Linked DNA regions of Homo sapiens: region 1 is linked to region 2. Evidence: chromatin loops called from intact Hi-C (ENCODE). Cell type or tissue: Calu3. All regions are shown on one strand. Links, peaks and the distances in the headings refer to the core of each region. The heading gives the core; the rest is flanking DNA. Region 1 has its middle 51 kb from the start of LMX1A-AS2. Region 2 overlaps LMX1A (LIM homeobox transcription factor 1 alpha).

The links. Peaks named below come from ENCODE experiments on the same cell type or tissue, not always from the same donor. Only the 100,000 strongest peaks of a DNase experiment are listed, where the experiment ranks them.
Region 1: a loop joins it to region 2, with 3.0 times the contacts of the local background. A loop is called at or near these places in 6 of 110 quality-filtered maps.

Annotation. Positions count from the first base shown.
Region 1 is chr1:165,148,881-165,157,218 of GRCh38, reverse strand. No RefSeq gene overlaps it. Among named protein-coding and RNA genes, the nearest start is that of LMX1A-AS2, 51 kb to the left of the region's middle. In Calu3, for the core only: no CTCF peak of the experiment used is centred there; a DNase peak (open chromatin) is centred at 4,318.
Region 2 is chr1:165,217,314-165,225,651 of GRCh38, reverse strand. The region is part of intron 4 of LMX1A (LIM homeobox transcription factor 1 alpha); the gene reads left to right. LMX1A-AS1 (LMX1A antisense RNA 1) reads right to left here. Exons shown (of 3, transcript NR_183535.1): 3 at 6,608-7,059. Among named protein-coding and RNA genes, the nearest start is that of LMX1A-AS1, 5.5 kb to the right of the region's middle. In Calu3, for the core only: no CTCF peak of the experiment used is centred there; DNase peaks (open chromatin) are centred at 3,421 and 3,971.

The DNA of each region.
Region 1 (8,338 bases), core at 116-8,115, 68 kb after region 2:
TGTATCTTAGGTCACTCTATAAACTTGCTCTTATTTCAGAACATATACTAATTATTTTCATTTCCTGCCATGCATGTTTTCATTAGTATTGCCTACTTTATTCCCTTGCAATGAGCATTTGTATATTCTTTTCTCAAAACAGAAGTTACTTTACTGTTTGTTTCTGATTATCATGCTTACTGACAGTATGTCAAACAACATAAGAAAAATAAAATTTTAAAAGTTACTTAAAAGCCCATCATATTGAAATAATACATTAATAACATTTGGTGGAACATGGTTTCAGACACTTAATTCTTGTTATGTAACATATAACTATGCCTTGTGTGTATGTGTACACCCATAACTTTTTCTAAATTAGTTCATAATCATACCAATAGCTGTTCTGTAATCTATGGCTCTTCCACTCAATAACATAGAACATACATTTTAATATATGTTAAAACAGAATATAACCAGCTTTGCAAGCAGAAAGATAGTGATAGTTTTTTCCCCACACAAGGGCCACATTTTCTCTTTTTTTTTTTTGGTCTGATAAATATTTTTATCAGAGCATCTACTTTGTGCCAGGTTCTCTAACACCTTTCTCTGGTTTCATATTGGACGTGAGTGTTTGGGTAATCATTACTGGTATTGGTTAGCATTCGTGCTATCCTCTCCTTGGGTGTGGTCACAGGACTTGCTTTGCATAACGAAGTGTGAGCATATGTCACTTCCAGGACAAAGCCTTGGGGCCAGTGCAGGACTTGCCACATCCTTTCCTCCCCTCTGTGGGACACTGGAAGCACACTTTGATGTGGAACTTCTACCTTCCTGGCTCCCTGAGTGACTACACATAAACCAAGTCCTCTGCCAAGTTCATTGGGTAAGAAGTACACTTTTGTTACATTAAGCCACTGGGATTTTGTGATTGATTGTTACTGCAGCATAGCCTCTCCTATCCTGACTGATGGTATCTAAACAGCTGTTAATTTACTTAATTGTGTCTACCCCATAAGAGACTTTCTCTCATGCCTTGCTGAATGGTAGATCTACTGCATTTACAATGTGTGACCAATCTACCAGGCTAATAATCTTATGAGTATGAAATGGCAAATTACCCTAAACCCAGAATATGGTGAGGAAGAAGGCTGCAGGTTAATCACTATTTATCAAAATGTGCAATGAAGAACACCCACATCAGAATCATCTGGGTTACTTATTTACAAATGCAAGTATCAAGGTCCCATCAATACAATAGAATCAACAGATCTGTGGTGTGTATTTCTAAAAAGCTCCCCAGATGTTTTTTTTTTTACAAATTCCAAAGCCACTGACATGAGGTATAAGATCAAAAACATTGACTCACCACTTTTTTGGACTGTTAAAAGGAGTTTATCAGTGCTGACTGAGTGTGTCCTACATGTCAGAGATTATACTGGATCCTGCAAATACTAAGCCAAAACCAAAGCCAAAGTAAAGTTCCTGCCCTCAAGAAGCTCATAGACTATTTTGTGGGAGACAGTTGTATAAGTAAGTAATTTCAATCAATTGTTGGGATGGAAGCCTCTATAGGATACAGGGTGGGCCCAAAGCACAAGTGGTCACTTTGCATGTAGAAAGGCATTAAGGTTAAGCTGACATGGACAGGGATGTGTTGAAAGCCAGTATAGCTAACAAGAGCCTGATAGGATATCTGATGAGAAGGAAATGCTGTGGTGGGCTTTGAAAAGAATGTTAGACAGTTACTGGGCAGTTCACTTTCAGCTGTGAAGACAGTGACTGAAATCAAATATGTCATCATCAGAAATTCATCTTTAGAGGTGGCAAGAAAGAAATGCACTTGGCTGGATGGGTGTGTTTTTGCAAGAGTGAAGAGAGGGGTTGGCTCCAGGTGAAGTTTGACTTGAACATCTGTGCCTTTGCTTTCAGTGTCAGTTTGCCCTCTCATTCCACCTCTCCCTGGTATTCCTGGTGTTCTCCAGAGGGAAGAGACCTGGTGAGCTAAAATACATGGATATATGCATATCCTGGCAGCAGTATTTGCAGAGAAATCTCCTACTCGAAAATAACTAAAACTCTAATAGATGATAGGTCCAGGCAAGACTAGAAGTTAAATGTTGTTGATTGATCTACAAAGGAAAACCTGGGACTAAGGATGAGCCACTACTGATAATAATCTTCTGAGGGTGGGATATGGCCCTTTGCTCTCAGGTTTAATGTTTCATAAGCTAGGATGCTGAACAGAAGCTTCCCTTGAAGTTGGCTTGAAGGGAGATCAGGAAACATTGGCCTGCTGAGGTGCTGTGGCTGGCACTTAGGGAAAGTGCTCACCTTTTCCCAAAGCCTTTGTATCTGCCCTGCCTGAAACTGAGGAGCTGTCACAGGCTATTCCAGCAGACATTGCATTATCAGGACAGCAAGTGGAACTAAATACACGATTCTGGGTTTCCTTAGCTTCTTCATGATAAACCCATCCAGACCAGGGTGAATGGAAAGCCAGGGTCCTAAAGCCACATCAGCTGAGAAACTGTGGGCCTGACCGTGGAGGGTTAGACTGCACAGGAGAGGTCTGTGGGAATCATGAGGACAGCAACTATTGGAAGAACAGTTAATGGAACCATAAGTGGACTTTCTATAAACTTGTCAAGCACAGTGTCTAGCACATAATGGATATTTGATGTGTCCTTTTGTCCCTTTGTCTAATGGCAGAATAAAGACCATTGTGTGGAAAGAAGACATAGGCTCGATGTAAGGATGGATTTTCTAATAATTATAGTTGTTTAAATATGGTGTAAGTGGTCTTAAGAGAATACACTCATCTATATAGTCAACGATCATTATTGGAACACCATCTAAGTGTCAGGTATTGCAGTAAGAGTTGAGGATACAAAGATAAATAATATGTGGCTCTCTTCCTTTAAATGCTCAGAGACAAATGGGAGAGACAGATATGGATGAAAAAGATAAATTCCAATATAATGTGTTCTGATGAAGTGAGGGTAAAGTGCTGAGGGATCACAAATTATGGAGTAACCGATATGCCTGGCTGAGTTGGGAGAAGCCTCACAGAGCAGATGACATTTGATCAGGGTCTTGAAGGATGAGTAGTAGTCTGCTATTCAACAGTGTGGAGTTCTTTATCACTGAAAGTGTTCAGACAGAGACTGAATGGCAACCTGTCAAAGGTATTGCAGAGGGATTGCTAGAGAGATGGAAGACTGGTCAGTTAGGTGACCTCTAAGGCCCTTCCAAATCCAAGAACCTATAAAAGCGCCACAGTAGTGGGACATTATTGTTCCCGCCTATATGTTACCATCTATCAACACATTATTCCCAATTGTCTGCCTCATGGGGCACAAGGGGGCTGCTGTGAACCTAGAGAGGGTTTCAGCTGGAATGAGGAGGGGGAGAATTTACCTTTTCTTAGCCCTAAGGGTGAGTATCTCTTTACACTTCTCAGCTGAGTGTACTAAAGTGGAAATGTATGAAGGACTTAAGAAAACACTGAGAGTTGGGGATGGAAGAGATAGCTCTGTTCCTCTCCATACTTGGCAGAGTCTAGGGTGGGGTTTTCTTTATATCCAGGTGGTCTCATATTTCTCCGGTCTGTACAGAACAGCTGAAGCTGCCTCCTTTGCTGTAGCCCTGCTTGCCTGAGCCAAGACAGCCATTTGAGGCTTTCTGTCTGCCATCCAGCACTGACTTCGCCCTTCTGCCAAGAAAGCAATGAAGACAAAGGAGGAATACCTAAAGAAAAAAGTACATCCAGCTACTCGCAGTCATTGCAGCTGAGTTTTTAGGCTGGAGAATGCTTGAATTGTTCACATTCTTGACTCTGCTCGGGTGAGCACAGGTGCACTCAGGTGAAGCCACCATCCTTTTTCTTCACCTGCAGGGCTGAGAGGCCCCACTGACAGGCGGGCAGACAGACCTGCTATTGTCACCCTGCATGGGGTGGTATATCAAATGCATTTTAAGAAGGGCTTGAGGCTTGAGGCTCTTGGGTCTCCTAAGTACAGACTTACGGGGAAGAAATGAAGAAATCTTAAAAGGTTAAGCTTTTCCTCTGAGGAAAAAGAACATTTAGGCAACTGAGTCCAGCCACTTTCTTGGGGACTTCTCGTGGTCAGTCAAATGCAGACATAAATCACTTTACTTCCAGTCTCCAAAATACAAACCTTGGCTTTCACACTCGTTAAACTCTGGAACTAGTTAGCACATCAAGTTTCTTCTGGGATGTCTGTCAAGAAGGATTAGCAGCCAGTTGATGGATGTGGGTTCAGGCTGCAGTGAACTTGTAATATCCACTCAGCTCTGGAGAGCTGGCTCTGTGTCCCCTGCTGACCCCTACAGGCTCCTCGGAGTCAGGAAGAAATGGAACCTGATCCCATTGACTTCTGTGGTGTGTACAGATTGTGCCTTTTCTGTAAGCCAGTAATAATTACAATATTAACTATTATAAGGAAATATACAGGCATCTGCTTATTTTTGCCAAAAGAACCACAGGAAGGATAAACCAAAAAGTAGTGAAACCAGTTATTTACAGGGCATGGTGGGAATGGGGTGCAAGGAATTGGGATGGAGGAGAGGGATACATCTTTAAAAATACCTTTTTGTACAATCTTAACTTTTGGAAGCAAGTTAATGTTTTACTACTCAAAAAATTCAAATCAATAAAAATCCTGAAAAAAACCATAAAATTAAATCCAAACAATTGGATCTATTTGCATTTCATATGAAAAACAGTCATATTGAAGGAGGAAATAAAACTAATCAAAGTAACTTTTGAACACAGTATTTTCACTGTATGCCTCCAATCCAAAGAGAAAAAGAGCTATAAACAAATATTGAATGCTAAATAGTGTTTGTTTTTCATGATGGCATAGGTGAGTAATTCTGAAACTGCTCTGTGCGTGTGTTCAAGCATTGGGCAAATGAGTAAATACGTTGTAGGTGGGAGCCAGGTTTTTCACTGTCAGAGAAGGGAGGTCCAAATCCGGAAAGGGGAAGGGCTAGAATAAACTCGTAACATTGGTTTGAATGGAAGTACCAGTACGAATTCATGTTTTCTTTATAGGCATATTAGGTTTAATATGTATGTTTAGCATTATATGTATGTATTATGTTTAAATATGTATGAGCTGTCATGGGACAATGAGTTTATCTATATATTCATCAGTCACTACCGGAAAATGTTTTAAAGTGATATCAGTTCACCAAGAGGGCCTAAAACCAATGATACCCCAGTAGCAATGCACATGCCTGGAGGTCCAGATCTTGACTTTTAAAGATGATTCTGCACAAAGAGAACCTGACTAGATCCCTTCAGAGAAATGGAGAATTACAGGGCAGAGGAGATACAAGATAAACCTGGACCAGCTTTTTGTGTCAGAAAGCAAGGAAGTGCTTAACAAAGAAATGATGGAAGCGTGTCAAAACGATGGGGATCCAGATTGAAGTGGTGCCCACTAGCCAAATCTGAGATGTTTGAGAATCCAAGCAAATGCAATAATATTAATGGATTAAAACTTATTGAGCAAAAGAAGAATCCATGAGTCTATAAATAAATGAATAAATACATAAATAAATGGGGCAGAAGGAACAGTTCCACCTTATGATTCTAACTTTACAAAGTAGAAGAAAGGACGGCGTTAACAAATTACCACTTGTGACCATTAGACTTCACTCAGCCAAGAATCACCAATGAATACTAAAATTAGTGGTTGTGAGCTTTACGAAGAACAGAATATTTACATCATGTTAAAGTTTCTCCCCACAAATATTTAACTACAAAGGGAGAAAATAGTAATTATGTTGCAGTGGAGAAACATGGTGGACATCACCTTATCCAAGTGATCAGAGCTGCCTGTACCAGTATCGAGACAACCTGACGAGCCATGCCTCTGCTGTGATACACTGAGAAGGGCATAGCATTCTTCTGTGGCATTTCTGTCCAAATTCTGCAACCTGAATTTAGTCATGAGGAAACACCAGACAATCCCCAAATAAGAAACATTCTACAAAACAACCGGCCTTTACTCCTCAGAAATACCCAAATCATGAAGGACAAAGAAAGGCTGAGGAAATGTTTCAGGTGAAAGGAGGCTTAAAGAATCATGATAATAAGTGCATCATTGTAGATTGGATCCTGGAATGGAAAAAATAGCTGTAAAGGACAGTTTGAGAGAAGGGGCAAAATTTGAATATGGACCGTGGGTTAAATAATAGCATTATATCAATGTTAAATTTGCTGATTCTGATAATTGTACTGAGAGGATATAGGAGAATGTTCTTGTTCTTGAGAAATATATACCAAGGTATTCAGGGATAAAGGGACATGATAAATGCAATCAAAGCAAGACAGTGAGAGGGGGCAAGGGAGAAAATGGTTAAGCAAATGGGGCAAATCATTACTAATTGATGCATGTGATGCATCCCGATAAAAGACCGATGGGCTTTTCGTTGCTGTTGCTGTTGTTGTTATTGTTGTTGTTTTGAGACAGAGTCTCCCTGTGTCACCCAGGCTGGAGTGCATCAGTGTGATCTTTGCTCACTGCTACCTCCTCCTCTCGGGTTCAAGTGATTCTCCTGCCTCAGCCCCCTGCCCCTCGAGTATCCGGGATTACAGGCACCCATCACCATGCCCAGCTAATTTTTGTATTTTTAGTAGAGATGAGGTTTCGCCATGTTGGCCAGGCTGGTCTCCTCCTGACCTCAAGCGATCCACCCTCCTTGGCCTCCCAAACCTATAGGTTTTCCCCCCCCTTTCTTATAACTTTTCTGTTACAAATGATATACAAAAAAATCAAGATACTATAAAAGAGAAAAATGTAACTATTATGGGCATTTTTTTACTTTCTTATAACTTTCCTGTAGTTTGAAATGATGTACAAAAAATCAAGATATTATAAAAGCGAAAAATGTAAGTGTTATGGGCATTTTTTTGTACTTTCTTATAACTGTTCTGTAGTTTGAAATGATGTTTCAGTGACAAAAAACATCATGATAAAAGAGAAAAATTTAACCGTTATGATGGTGATTATTCTTACCCCATCTTGCACTGCTTTGGAGAGAATTAAATATCAATTATATTACAAGAACTTTCATTTGTATACTATTTCAGAGTACGCAACATGCTTTGACATTCATTATCTCATTTAATTTTCACAATAGCCTTTTGAAGTAAACAAGGCAGGAATTTTATTGTCCCAATTTTACAGGAAACCCAAGGTTAGACACCTTATGTCCCTTTCTCAAAGTTACGGAACTAAAAAGGAGTAAGGTCGGGACTTGGACCCAGGCTACCTAACTTTTACTACAAAGCTTCCGCCATTACACTAAGATATGTCTGACCTCTGCAGCATGTGTGCTCCCTACCGGTCAGGTGTGGAAGACGTGATTATGATTAGAGTGTGATAATGTTTGGGTGCTCTGTAACTGCAGCTCTATCACGGCACTCATCTTGGATTATACCCTTCTGTAGTATAGCCTTCTAGCAAAGTATTACAGACATTGTCCTATTTAATATTTGTCTTGTGGTAGGTGGTCATACCAGTGTCAGTGCCCAGACATTACTATACACATAGATTCAGGTCCCTTTTCCCTCACACATGCTGCTGTGATCTGAATACTTCTATTTGCCCAAAATTTATACGTTGAAATCCTACCTCCCGAGGTGATGGTATTAGAAGGTAGGGCCTTTGGGACGTGATCAGGTCATCAGGGCTCCACTCTCATGAATGGAATTAGTGCCCTTGTAAAAGAAGACCCAGAGAGATGCCTTGCCCCTTCCACTGCGTAAGGACTCAATGAGAAGGTACCATCTATGAAGCAGGAAAATAGCCCTTAGCAGGTAATAAAAGTCCACCACTGAGGAGGGGTCATGGGCAAGTGAAAGATAATATGGGATGAACAGCAAATGAGGCAAAAGATCAGATGATAGGAAAGTCAACAGCAGACCATGATGATTGGTCTAAGGTGCAAGTCTTGGAAGAGTTTCCAGGATTTTTCACTTAGAAGAGTGAAGATTAGAATTTCAGAGCACCTTCTCTTCAGAGTAAACAGGCAGGGAATTCCCTGGGATGAGACTCTTAAAATCTATAACCAAGCTCCTCAGATTTACCTTCAGGCCCATTGCAAGCCTTAATGTTTCCTGATACATTGTTATGACCCTGCCATTTCTATAGCATCTTTCCTGTTCTGAATCCTTAACCCTCTGATTATTTGTGTCCTTCATTTGACTCTGATCACATATCACCCTATTTGGAGTTGCTTGGGGGCTTGCACGCAACCACCACACACTCCTTAACCTGGAAGTTAGGTTTCTGCTTTGTTGAAACAGTTCTCCAAGTGGTCA
Region 2 (8,338 bases), core at 200-8,199:
TTGAAAACCACTGCCCTAGAGTCCAGACTATAATTACAGCGGTCTTAGGTTCGGAGTAACAATGTTTTTCCTCTAACCCCTATTTCAACAATAAACTCTGTCTTTTACAAGTAATGACAGTATTGAAGAGTTTTTAATGTTAGAAATTCAAGGCTAACTAATTACACAAAGTGTTTGTGATGGTACTGTCAGCAATGATTTCATCAACATTAAGATCATCTTGAGACACTCAATTTCACCTAAGGGAAATAACCATAAATAATTTCCGAATGATTGTAGTGGAGTTCACTGCATACAATTATAATCAGTTTATAGCAATCTAGGGCAATCTTTCCTTGCAAACAGTATTTATACTTTCCTCACTTAATCTTGTGTTCTCACCAATGACGAAGCATGGCTATGGGAAGGTCTGTCCAAGATTTCTCAGCTGGGAAGCCGCCCAGTCTGCCAGGGCTGAGGGCCTCCTGACCAAGTGCTCCCCTCTTTCCCCCAAGCTGTCCTTGGAGACTATGTGTTGCAGTCACATGAGGACTGGCTGGATAACAAATTGCTGATTGTATGTTCTCCACAGTGCTGTCCACCTTCTCTGCCCTGTTTCCATTTTATTTTCTTCAGTCGCCCTCCTTCTCTCCATCCCTAATTAGCATAATTTGGGGTTTCTCTTTTTCATGACCTGCTCTCCTGTCTTCCTATTGAAACATAACTGGATGGGTACTAATGAGAAGGTGGACTGTTGGTAGCATCAATATCAATGTGAAAGAGATTCAGATTGTAGTTCAAGGGAAATAAATTTCATCCCAGGTGAACCCTAACTGTGGAGGTAGCTAATAATTTCTATAGTGACTGGAAGTTACTGGTTGGCATTGGTGAATTGATTTGTGAAAAGATGGAAAGGCAGAACTCTACAGCACATTTGTTTGTGCAACGCATTGCCAGTGTGACCTTTGGCTTATTTCTCTTCCTTCTATATTAACTGAAACACAAGCTATTCAACAGCTAATTATTAATCTCCTGAGCACTCAGTATGTTGTTGTGTTGTGGAGGATACAAAGATGATTTAGACTTGAACTCTGTTTTCTGGAAGCTTATTCTAATTATATAGAAGACACACAAAATTATAATGCTGATGAAAGCCGGCATTTAGTTAATTTCTTACCATTAACTAGATACCATAAACACTGTACCCCATAGTTCCTGTAACTATCTTGTTGGGTAGGTGCTTTCAACGACCCCATTTTATAGATGGGGCTGCCTAGACTTAATGCAGAGGGAATTTTTGCTGTATTAGTCTGTTCTTGTACTGCTATAAAGACATACAGGAGACTGTGAAATCTATAAAGAAAAGAGTTTTGATTGGCTCATGGTTCCAGAGGCTGTACAGGAAGCATGGAGGCATCTGCTTGGCTTCTGGGGAGGCCTCAGGAAACTTGCAATCATAGAGGAAGGTGAATGGGGATCCAGGCATCTTACATGGTGGAGAAGAAGCAAGAGAAAGAGGAGAGAGGTGCCACACACACTTAAGCAATCTGATCTCATGAGGACTCACTATCATCATGACAACACCAAGAGGGATGGTGTTAAACCATGAGAAACTGCCCCCATGATCCAATCACTTCCCACTAGGCCCTGCCTTCAACATTGGGGATTACAATTCAACATGAGATTTGGGTGGGGACACAGATCCAAACCATATCACTGGCCAAGGCCACTAGCTAGTAAATGACAGAGCAAAATATTTGAGTCCAAAGCATCTCTCTTAGTCACTCTGTTATACTGCCTCCAGAAGTAGGTCAAAACAGAATCTTTATATGGGTGTAGTACACTAGTTTTTTTTTTTTTTTTAAAGTTTGTACTTAGAGCTTAGGATACTGTTTTCCACTAAAATGGTTGGAGAATAATGTAAGACAACATACAAAATTGTCTTCTTGTTTGAATATGCTTGAGTAACTAAAGTATTTGAGATAGACAAACACGTGCTCTGGGTATTTGGAAAGGGAAGAAATTACCATGGACAGGAGCTGAGGGAGGCTGCAAAGAGCAGATAGATTTGGACCTCCCTGTTAGCACAGAACTGTGAATTTAAGAAGCCTTTCTCACTCCTGCAGTCATTCTTTATCCCATTGCTCTGTTTTCTTTTCTGTTTTTCTTTATTCACCATCTTCTCCTACTAGAGGTAGGAAGGCAAAGGCTCTCTTGATCTTGTCCATTCCTCCTTATTCTGGGTCTAAAAGAGTGGTTACACATAGTAGGCACACTGAAGCTGGAGTTGTTGAATGATGGAATTTTCCATATGAGGAGTTTGAGTTTCTTAGCCAGTGGGGATATGTGGTAAGTTCACGAACAGCCAAGAGTCATAATAAAAATATTTGAAATATCTTACACTTTTATTACAACTTTTTTCAAAGTGCATTTATCTACTGTGTCTGTACTGTGTTCATAACAGTCCTATCAGGGTGGCTTGACAGATCTTTATTATTCTGATTTTACAAAGAGAAAAGTAGGGCTTAGAGAAGTTAGGCCATTTTTTTTTTCTTGAAGTGTATAATTTAATAGTGTTTAGTGTATTCGGAGTTGTACAACCATCACAGTCAATTTTAGAGCATTTTTTATCACTCCCCCACCCCACCACCAAAAGAAACTCTGTATTCATTAGCAGTGAATCTCCATTTCCTCCCAAACCTCCTCCCAGTCCTAGGCAAGGTTAGGTAATTTGCCTTAGGTCACACAGCTGGTGAGTAGTGGAGGTAAGAACAAAGGCTAGGTATCTGACCCTGTTTTATCTTGCTCTTTCAGATAGCCTGTTAGTGGTTTATGGAATGGACTGGAGTCTGAAGGCATAGACCCGGCTGGGTATGGGCCTCGGCTTTCCTCTCCAAACCAGCAGAAGGCCTGGTCGGGAACCACGGTGTCTCAGCCAAGGGCTCAAGCAGTCTGATCAGCTGTGGTCATTCAGGCAACTTCTCTCTATGTTTAAAACCACAGTGAATTTGACCAATGAGGACTCACTTTTGCAATGAGAACATTTTGAGTGTTAGTCAACTTACCGCACCTTCCTAACCACCTACAGGATTGTTGTCTTGGTCTTTTTCAATTTGGAGAGATAATTAACCCTTTGTCTTCCAACCCTTGCCTAGAAACAATTTAATTTTCTCAGATAATTTATCCTTCAAAAGACTAGTAATTAATATAGCAGAATTGGACTACTCCAAAGAGAGATGGTATTCGATCCACTTAAGTTACTTCCCAAATTAGGACAAACACACTCAAACCTTATTCATTTGAACCTAATACAATGTCATGCATATAATACTCCAAGCCTAGTGAACCATAGGGAAGCTGGATTAATGAGCTTTTATCTAGACTGAGCTCTGAGCCCCAAACATCTGAATCGACTTGTTATGAGCTCTACAGTCTCCTTCTTGGAGGCTGGCCAAATCAAAACAAAACGAGTTATGGTTTCAGTTAGTATATTTACCCAGGCTTGATTTGAATACAGTGATGTTGGTGGGGAGGAATCTTCTGATATTTCAGTTGCCAGTATTTGCAGTTCTGACAAATCTATGTGTAGGTACATGCAGTATACACCTGTGCTTATCAGTTTGGACTACATTTGGCCATGTTTTTATTAGATAGGAGAGAGAAAGAGATGGAAAAATTCAGAGAGGGAATGATGGAGAGAGAGAGAAAGCGTGTGTGTGTGCGTGTGCGTGTGTGTGTGTGTGTGTGTGTGTGTGTGTGTGTGTAGAGTGGAGACAGAGCTAAGGTAGGTGTTAGCTTAAGATCTATCCAAATGTGAAAAGGCCTGAAACTGATGCAAATCCACAGTAATTCTACCAATCAGTCCCAATACTGTCCTGTTTCCCTGAATACCTGCCAAGCACAAGGTTTCCCTTCATGAGCACCAGCCAGCTGAGGAAAGCAAAGGGAGAGGCATCCAGGCCGTGGCGGGCTGCCAGCACTCAGAGTGGAGACACACAGCTCCCCTTTGGGGCCTGCCTGGACGTCTGAGCTGAAGTGCCCTGCCTCTGACCTGCCCGGTCCCTCCCCCTGCCTGGCCCAGAAACCCCCCTCTGCAGTGGACATCTTTGAACAAAGGTGTCTTTCTTGGGACACTTTACCTACGGCCTGACTCTGGCATGCAGCTTGGTTTCTGTCTGCTCTGCTCCTGGAGTGCTTAGTGCACGGTGCTTGGAGATTTTCCTTGCATTCGCCCTGGTGGGGATTGCAGTGGCAGGGCAGGATAGTTGGGGGGAGTTGGGGGGAGACGGGAGGGTCTGAGGAGATATGGGGATTTAAAATAAGCTCTGCCCCTTTTGTACTGAAAAGAATGGCTTTTCCAGCAGGAGCTCAGGGTCAACCTTTCACCCCCTCCAGAAAGCCTTCCCTTTCTTTCTTCACTCTTTAATAACAATAATGCTGCCTGCAGTTAGACAGCACCTGATATTTTGCAAGCACCACATATCCTTGGATCTTTACAACAACCCGTGAGGCAAATCAAGCAGGTAGGGAGAGATAGGGGTTGAAGAAAGAGCATCCCAGCTGTGTGTCCTTGGGCAAAAGATCACCTTACTTTCTTCTTGGGCCTCAGTTTGCTCATCTGTAAAAAACCGATAACAAGGCATTTCCTGTCTCATAGGGTTGTGGTAGAAACAGTGAAACAATGCAATTATAAAGTGATGCCATGTCAAGTATTAGGTAAACATAAGGAATTTTTAATTCATCTCATAGATGAAGAAATTACATCTCAGAGACATGAGGAATTTTATCCAAGGGCACACAGCTTAGTAGCAAAATTAGAACTAGGATCCAGGTCTCCTATTTTACGGTCAAAGTTACTTTCCACCACTCCACACACCTTCCCGTAGAAAGAGTAATCTTTAATGGTTATTAGTAATTAATGGGAGACAAAGCATTTGATTTTCCACACACTTGGCCCAAGGCATGTACAGATGACTGTCAATTGCTTACTATGTCTGATATGCTGGCTAAACAGCCTGTTCCTTTCCTCCCTGCAGGGGTGCCTCTGGGCCTGGTCCTGGAAGTAGACAAGCCTTGCATGAAACCTGACCCTGCCACCTATGCCCTGTGTCTTTTGGGACAGGTTTCTGCACCTCTTTGAGGCTATGTTTATTCCTCGGTTAGGTGGAAGGCTCCAATAAGACCTTCCATGCCATGAAAGGCTGCCTGTGGCCCCAAAAGGCCCACACTTATCTCTGCACACACCTTCTTCCTTTCCTTCCTGTCCTTTGTAACACCTCCTTCTTCCCACTGGGCTTTCTAAATCCTCTCCTTCCTTACCTGGAAGCCTCCTTCATTCATTAACTTCTCTGGCTAATTGATACTCCTCTTTTCTAAATGCTCACACTTTTTTTTTTCAGTTTTTACTATGCCTGAAGAACTTAACTACTTACACTTTAATATACTTTAGTATCTTTTACATGCCAACTCACTGTAATTCAGTTTTATGTTCCTTAAGAGCAAGGGGTTCTTCTTTTTTATCCCCTCACAGTACTCGGAACAGTGCTGAATGTGTGGTGGAATGCCAGGAACATTCATATTTGAGAAGCCTCCATTCCAGGTCAATGTCTTGTTTCCATGTCATTAGGTATTTTATGCCCTTGGCATAAAGTGCCCTCTCTCCCCTTTTCTCCCTGGCAACTCCTGGTCACCATTTGTGTCATTCATTTTCAGCTCAGGTGACACCTGCACTGTGAACCCTTCCCTAGTCCCCTCTCTTAACTCCTCTGCACAGTTATTATTTTGGTGCTGGGTCTTTATCCTCTACTAATCACATATATCTGTGAGAGCAGAGGCTGAATCTTCATCATCCCTGGATCCTAGGATTGTCCCTGTGCAGTGCTCCACACATTAGCCCATAATAAGTGCTAAGTGTAAGAGTAAATGAAAGAACTCCAAGTCAAATCTTTTACCAGAAACTGTTTTTGGTCTGAGTAGAAACTCCCTTGAAGAACTATGTGTCAGACAGTTTCAAAACAGTAGCTACATGGACTTTGCTTTTCTAGAGAACTGCACTTTTTGCCTCTTGGATTTTAAATTCTGCTTTGAGTTCATTGCATTGAGAGTTGATCGCTGCTATTGTCAGGGAGAATGGAATTTTAGTCCTATAGTGCAGGGCAGTGACTGAAATAGCTTCCTATATATCCTGTCTTCATAAATTCCTCCCTTCTTTCTTTCCCTCCTCCCTCCACTCACAACAAATCCCAGACCCTTCCTCTACTCCCCCTGTCTAAAAGACATTTATGAGGCTCATCTCTGGGGAAGCATCTGAGGCCCATTCCTGCCTCTCCCTGCCCTAGCATGAAGGTCTCTCATCCCCTCCCTCACCCTCGCCTCCTAGGCCAAGCTCAGATATCTCTTGCCCTGTTTATGGGCCGTTGGGATTTTTCCAACAACCTGAAATGAATCTCCGAGGCCCCACAGGTAGTGCAGCTCCGTCTCTGAGCCATAAACCATGGCTGGGTCTTTCATCTGCCATTGCTTATGTCATAAACGAGTGGAAGGAACAGCAAGGGGGAAAACAGCCCTGAACCATTCCAGATTTTTTTTTTACAAGAAAGGGGAAAGAAAGGCCCTGAGAAACATGTTCAAACTTTGTGCCAAGCAAATTCATTTCACTCTGGTAGGCTGTGTGTGGAGACTTAATCTCTGGACTTCCCCACTAGGAGTCAGATTTATGCTGCGTTTGTGTCTAAACGGCCTCCAGGGATGCTGACATTTGTTGTTGGAGAGCAGCGAGTGGTGTTCCTTTCATCTCCGCTGAGGGGTGTCAGCTTAAATTATGAGGGATCGCTCCAGCCTGCATCTGGGAGTGGGAGTCTCTGGCAAAGGAGAGGGGCCGCCTCTCCCTCCACTTCACTGCTCTGCTGTTTAAAGGTTTTTCTTCATCTTCTGCTCTCCAGTACTCCTCTTGGTTCTGGGGGCAGTCTCCTGGCTCTTTTAGAAATGTCCTTTCTCGTGAACAAATCGATCAGTGTAAATTTTAGGCACTGCATATTTTCATGGAGAAGCTGATATCCAAGTCAGGCAGGTCTGCCCCTGCTGAAAGAGAAAACAAAAGCCTCAGTGAGCACCCCAAGAGCAGCTTGGAAACTCCCCAGGAGAGTCAGAGGGCGCCACTATACCCATAATATTTACAACACAGTAGATGGAAGCTGGGTGATGGTTAGCCAGGGTCTGGATTCCTGTTGGCAGCTGGCTTGTGGCATCTATCTGTACTTTGAGAGGTGCCAAAAGGTTCCTCTGTTCCTCCATCTTCAGAATCTTTCTGGCTCAGATGTGCCAGGATGCCCAAAATTCCACATTGGTGACTGTTGGGTAGTGGCATTTCTTATTAAATGCATATATGTTATTGACTGTGGGAGAGAACATATCAAACCATGCTAACCATCAGCAGTGTTTCCTGCCTCCAGAGTCAGAGCTGGAAGAACGGGACACAGGATGTGTAAGTTTTGATGGAGAACAAGAGGTCAGGAGAGGTCTAGGGCAGGGGTCAGCAAACTATGGTATGCAGGCCAAATCTGGCCTGATGCCTGTTTTTGAAATACATTTTATTGGAACACAGCCATGCCCATTCATATTGTCTGTGGTTGTTTCTGTGCTACAATTGCAGAGTTGAGTAGCTGCAACAGAGACTGTGAGGCATGCAAAGGCTAAAATGTTAACTCTGGCATTTTAGATGAAACGTCTGTAGACTCCAGCTCTAGAGCATGAAGTGCTTCTTAGAAAGCAAAATGGAAGATGTAAAGGGATGGAAGAGAATGAGATATTGAATAGCAGGAAGGAGGACTCAAAGAAAGAAAATGCACCACAAAAGCAACAGAAACACTCCAGAGACAAACCACCACTACTACTGCTACCATTAACCCTGAGCAACATGGATTTGAACTGTGCAAGTCCACTTATATGTGGATTTTTTTCAACCAAATGCGGACAGTATTCAAGGGCTGTGAAACCCACATATATGCACTGTGGGAGACCCACTTTTCCTGTAGCCAGGTTAGGCAGGACCAGCTGAGGGACTTGTGTATGCACAGGTTTGAGTATGCACTTGAGTATATGCAGGGGTCCTGGAACCAATCCCTCGTCCCTTTCCCCTTCTCTTCTCCTCGTTTTGAAAACAAATATGTTTTTCTCTTTTCTTTCAGGGATGCGGAGAGAAGGAAGGAGCAGCCACCTGTGGTGCTCACCACCTCCCCTAAAAATAGGCCCCAACGGCTAACCTAGGAGGTGTTCTCCTCCCCTCTCTTTGTTGGTTCACGATGGCACAGCAGTTCTTTGGGGGATGTACACATGTCCCAGGCAAGGCTGAGTACAGCAA